Regions from separate parts of the Homo sapiens genome. Here region 2 is linked to region 1. A link is a contact called in ENCODE Hi-C data. All regions are on one chromosome and are shown on one strand. Each heading gives the region's core, a stretch centred on a gene start or an enhancer-like site at or near the end of the contact. The rest is flanking DNA. Distances are from core to core; before and after follow the strand shown.

The links. A loop is a pair of places that touch in the nucleus more often than their neighbours do. Pooled maps may share reads with other maps.
Region 2: a loop to region 1 is called in a pooled map, with 6 times the contacts of the local background. The contact joins the promoter of DCTN2 here to the promoter of STAT2 in region 1. A Hi-C loop is called at or near these places in 6 of 50 pooled maps.

Annotation. Positions count from the first base shown.
Region 1 is chr12:56,358,745-56,361,444 of GRCh38, forward strand. STAT2 (signal transducer and activator of transcription 2) reads right to left here and starts at 1,363. Exons shown (of 24, transcript NM_005419.4): 1 at 1,314-1,363. It overlaps APOF (apolipoprotein F), which reads right to left. Exons shown (of 2, transcript NM_001638.4): 2 at 1,824-2,700. The coding sequence ends at 2,481. RefSeq lists enhancers at 230-429, 261-430, 1,506-1,685, 1,756-1,845.
Region 2 is chr12:57,545,824-57,548,523 of GRCh38, forward strand. DCTN2 (dynactin subunit 2) reads right to left here and starts at 1,369. Exons shown (of 14, transcript NM_001261413.2): 1 at 1,205-1,369; 2 at 205-273. The coding sequence starts at 1,240. RefSeq lists an enhancer at 1,498-1,637.

The DNA of each region.
Region 1 (2,700 bases), core at 113-2,612:
CCTGAAACTTCACTTAAAATTGTTGCCTGTAATCCCAGCTACTCAAGAGGCTGAGGCAGGAGAATGGCTTGTACCCAGGAGGCAGGGGTTGCAGTAAGCAGAGATCACATCACTACACTCCAGCCTGGGTGACAAAGCAAGACTCTGTCTCAAAAGAACAACAAATTGGTTTTTGCCTGTCACCAAGCAGGCTGTCCCATGCATCTTTCTCCCCACTGTTCCCTGCTCACTGCCAGCTGGTGTCTATTTAGGAAACTGAAACTTATGCTTGTTGCAGCCTGAGCCTAACAGAACAGAATTCATGCATATTTGTGGTCTAAAAAGGTCACATGATTTTATTACAAAATAAAGAGAAATGCTTGGGGTGGGAGAGTCTTCTACTAACATGAATAACATCAGCTGCCTTTCTACCTCCAGCAGGAACAAGGGAAGGGAGGGATTGGGCAGGGGCTATTTTCATTTTAACTCTTTTAGTAGTGCTTGATTTTTAAAACTATGTATCTGTATTGCTTTTATGATACCAAAAAAAAGTTAAAAAAATGATCAGGTGGCCAGGCATGATGGCTCATGCCTGTAATCCCAGCACTTTGTGAGGCCCACAAGACGAGAGGATGGCTTGAGCCCAGGAGTTTGAGACCAAGCTTGAGCAACATAGTGAGATTCCATCTCCAAAAAAAAATTAATGATGAGGTCCCAATTCTTGAGGATTTAAGTGTCTGATATTAAAGGAGCAAGTCAGCAAAGATTCAAATATGAAAACAAAACAAAAAACCTGGTCTCCCCAAATGGATTGCAAACACTGAGGTTAAGGGCTGAAACAATTTTTTCTCATTATCTCTCATTCTTAGGCACATATTTTGCACTCAAGAAGCTTTTCTGAAATGAACTGAATTTTGTGTGTGACCTTAGGCAATCGTTTCATCTTTCAGTAGCTTATACTTTTTAACAAAACAAGGATAATAGATTTATCTATCTTTGTTTTTAGATTTATCTATCTTTGAACATCGTTTTTTGGTGAAGATAAAAAATAATGCAGAGCAGAGGGAAAAACGTCAGATACCGAACCAACATAACAATGCCAGATTCCGGGTCTCGGAAGCTGCAGGGCAGTTTTGGGAGAGGGGCATTAGGGTTAGGGAGATAGGCTGGACAGAAGAAGATCGAGGACCGAGCAGGCGACAGCTCCTATTTCAATCTGGGGACCGAAGCTACCCTCTCCAGGGGGTAACCCCTGGGGCCAGTCGCCCTTCCCTCGGAGGAACTCTCACTCTCACCCCCACCCCTACCCCAGCACACCCTCTCAGGGCCCGTACCTGATTAGGGTTGCAGTCCCCGCGCCCTCCAATGGCTCTGGTCGCGACTTCCCGTCCCTAGTATGAGCTCGGGTACTAGAACCTCGCGCCCCGCCTACAACTTCGGCTAACCCCCCTCGGACCCGCCCCCTTGTAGTTGGCAGCGGAAGTCCGGAGCGGCCCCCATTCCCAGCCGCCACCCCGACACTGGCTGCCATTCAGTCAAGCCCTTCCCAGACTGCGAGCTCACTGGCGCCGCCGCAACTCCGCCCCTCCGCAGGGCGGGACAAGCTGAGCCGAAACCACACCTGCAGCTTCAGCGATTGGTGGAGAAGTTCAAGTAGGCACTTTCTACGAGGGGAGGAGTCCAATTAGTGGACTAGCCCAAGACTGAAACAGCTGATTTTCGAGAACCCGCGCGTGAGCCCCGGAACCGAAACTAGCTTGAGGAGCCTGGAGACGCCAAGGGCTCCATGGGAAGGGGTGGGACCGGAATTTCGACGCCTTGGGATAGGAAGAGGAGGGCTGAGGTAATGAAAACAATTTTTTTTTATTTTTATTTTTTGAGACATGGTCTCGCTCTGTCACCCAGGCTGGAATGCAGCGGCGCGATCTCGGCTCGCTGCAGCCTCGACCTCCCAGGCTCAGGTGATTCTCCCGCCTCAGCCTCCCAGGTAGTTGGGACTACAAGCGTGCATAACTCCGCCAGGATAATTTTTTGTATTTATTGTAGAGACGGGGTTTCGCCATGTTGCCCAGGCTGATCTTGAACTCCTGACCTCAGGTGATCATCCCGCCTCAGCCTCTCACAGTGCTGGGATTACAGGCGTGAGCCACCGCACCTGGCTAATAGCTATTTATTGAAAGTACTGTGATAAGCATTTTAGATTCATTGTATCATTTTAAATTTACAGGGCAACTCATTGAGGTTAAAATCATTCTATCTCCTTTAGAAACTTCAAAACTGATCTTAGTTCAAGAAAGAAGTTACTATTCAGTGATCACCGAGGCTCTAACAAGTGGAGCCTAGATTCGAAACCAAACCCTGTGACTTCAACACCCAAACATTTACGTTCTTACGTTTTACTGTACAGCCTTCCTCCTGGATAAATCAGATTAAAATTTTGAAGACATGTATATAGCTTGTCAGGGTAGTACAGTTATTAATTCTGTGGTTACCACATTCTTTTATATCTCAAGACTCCCAGCCCCAGGATCTAAGTCATAGCTCTTGATTATGGCCCACCCCCAGTAGGGAGCTGAACTTACTACTTCTGATATGAAAGAAGCCAGAGTAGTTGTTTCTTCCAAGTCACTCACATCTGAGATGGCCCTCAAACCCTCCTTGGTGGTCTCCGGCTGAGAGATGTTTGCGTCTTTCTGATCTTGGTAATACTGGATCAACTGC
Region 2 (2,700 bases), core at 119-2,618, 1.2 Mb after region 1:
TCCGCTGACTTGACTCTCCCTCCTGCCATTGCTCATTGGTGGCTGCAAGCCCAGCAAGGTCTTTGCAAGCCCTGCAACCTATATACCACCCAGGCTGGGGTTGGCATACCCGCTTATTGCTGTAGCTCCCCCGAGAAAGGGAAGGACCTGTCTAGGGGAGAAAGGTCAGAGTCCGGAGGAGTCTGTGGCAGCACACATTCTTACCGCATCGAACTCCGCTTGATCATCCTCAGGTAGGTCGCTAGTTTCATAAACATCTGGCTCATTCCTGGCCTGCAGGTAGAAGCAGTGACCACCCAACCTCACTACCCAGCATCCAACAACACCCCTTCCCCCACTCCATTTGAATAAGCTAACAGAGAAGGCGGGGTGTGATGTCAGGGTTCTGTCCTTTCTCCTCCACCTGCCCCGTGAGTCAACAGTATGTCAGTTCCCATGTCTCAAGGGGTAGGGATGACAGCGGAAACAATTGGGACCTGACAGTAAACGGTGAGTGTAAGTGATAGCAACGATGTTACCCTAAATCTAGAGGCGGGCAGGTCCTTGGCAATCACTATTGCCAAAGAAGGTGAAGGCTATCCTCCAATTAGGCCCCGTACACCACCACCCTGGCACAAGGATTGAGAGTGACTCAGGACCTTAGTACTCAAGGTCCTGTGTCCCAACCCTCACCTTGAGAAGCAGGCAGGGCAGCACAAAAGGAAGGTACACGCCAGGATTGTCATGGGAGTGGGGGCTGGGGGAGGGCATAGGTTCCCTCAAGGATAGAGCTCCCCATCTGGCACAAGAGGGTTCTGCCAGATGGCAGAACCTCTTCCTTGGCAGGATGAAGGCCATCGTTAAGTGGTCTGGTGTGTGTGTCTGGGGTAGCGATGGGGTCTTATGGAGAGATTTGGGGGGGACATGGGAGGCGTTGACACGGATGGTGGAAAAACTCAGGCACAAGAGGTCAGTACCCGGAGTCGATTTCTGGGCCGAGCTACCGGCGACTGCCGGAAAGGGGGCCTGGTGCGCCGTCCGGCGGCCCGGCCCAGTCGGGTCAGAAGAGTTCGGGGGGTGCTGAGGCCGATCGGAGAACGAGCGGCGGGAGCCCTTGGGCGGAGGATGGGCTGCAGGCGGGAGGGGTCGCGGGCTGGTTTCTGCTGGGGGTCCTTGGGAGGTCGGGGGCGCGGTCCTGGGGAGCCGGGGCCGGTCCTGTACTCACAATGCCGGGAAGGTCGGCGTATTTAGGGTCCGCCATGGCGGCGGCGAGACGGGCTGGGGGACCCGGGCCTCGGTGGAGCCGGGGCCGGTGTTCGGGTAGGGGAGAGGCTGGGTTCGGGTCCCGGGCTAAGGCGGCGGCAAAGGGAGCGGCAGATGAGCAGGAAGTCTCGCGACAGCAGTAGCACAGCAGAAGGGTAAAGCAAAAGTCGCGAGAACAGCCCTGCTGCCACACCCCTGGAGAGGCCGGGATTGGGGAGAACGAGGCCAGGGAATGAGGTAATGGCCAGGGGACGCCGCCTAGGATTGTGGGATGTGTAGTTTTGGTGTACTGGAGCTTGGGCGGGGAGCGACAATAACGAACCTTGGGGAGCTATTTCATACAGCCTTTTCTCTCACTTTTACAGCAAGTCAGTGAAAGAACATTTATAATTCCTGTTTGGGGCTCCCAGGAATAAAATGACTAGATTAAATGATACAGGTAGTCATACTGTGACACAGCCGGGGTTTCAAAAACAAGAAGTTTGCTTGATACTGTGTATTATAAAAACAAAATAAAAACAAGAAGTAAAATTTAGTAAACGCGTAGTGTATGTTAGGAATGAAAAAGTTAGGCAATCTTCTCAAGTAAGGGCTTTCAGATAATTTGAATTTCAGATAATAAGTAGGTGTGTGTGTGTGGTGTGTGGTGTGTGGGTATACTAACCCCCCAAAAATTAAGTATCTGAAATTCACATTTAACTGGGCATCCTGTTTTTGTTTTTTGTTTTTCAAATCTGGCAATTCTATCTGAAGTTCATAAGTAGGTAAGTGGTGTCTCCATGTCTGTCTGAACACTCTCTGGGCTCTTAACTACTTCGTTAATAGTTCTCAGACTTTTATTTATTTTTCAATTTTTTCAATTTTGTGGGTACACAGTAGGTGTATGTATTTATGGGACACATGAGATATTTTGATACAGGCATGCAATGTGAAATAAGCACATCATGGAGAAGAGGGTATCCATCCTCTCAAGCATTTATCCTTTAAGTTACAAATAATCCAATTACTCTTTAAGTTATTTTAAAATGTACAGTTGAGTTATTCTTGACTATAGTCACCCTATTGTGCCATCAAATAGTAGGTCTTATTATACTTTCTAATTTTTTGTACCTATTCACCAACCTTACCTTCCGTTCTCAGACTTTTAAATTTCATCGTTCAATAAAATTAAAACAACTACAAACCTTGAAGATTTGCCTTTTTATTTTATCAAGTAAGTATATTACAAATAGAAAACCTATTATTTACTGTCACCATCATTACTTGGTAGAAAAGCAAGAAGGACACACTCAGAATAAAAGATAGTCCTTTGAAACTTATCAAATCCATCTTTATATTAAAAAAAAACTCACCATTGTTCTTTTGGAGGTGAGGGCATACTCAGTGAACTTTTGTCTCTGACCAGTGACCCTCCATGGACTGGCATTTTGAAACCCCTTTACTAAAGATGCCACCTTG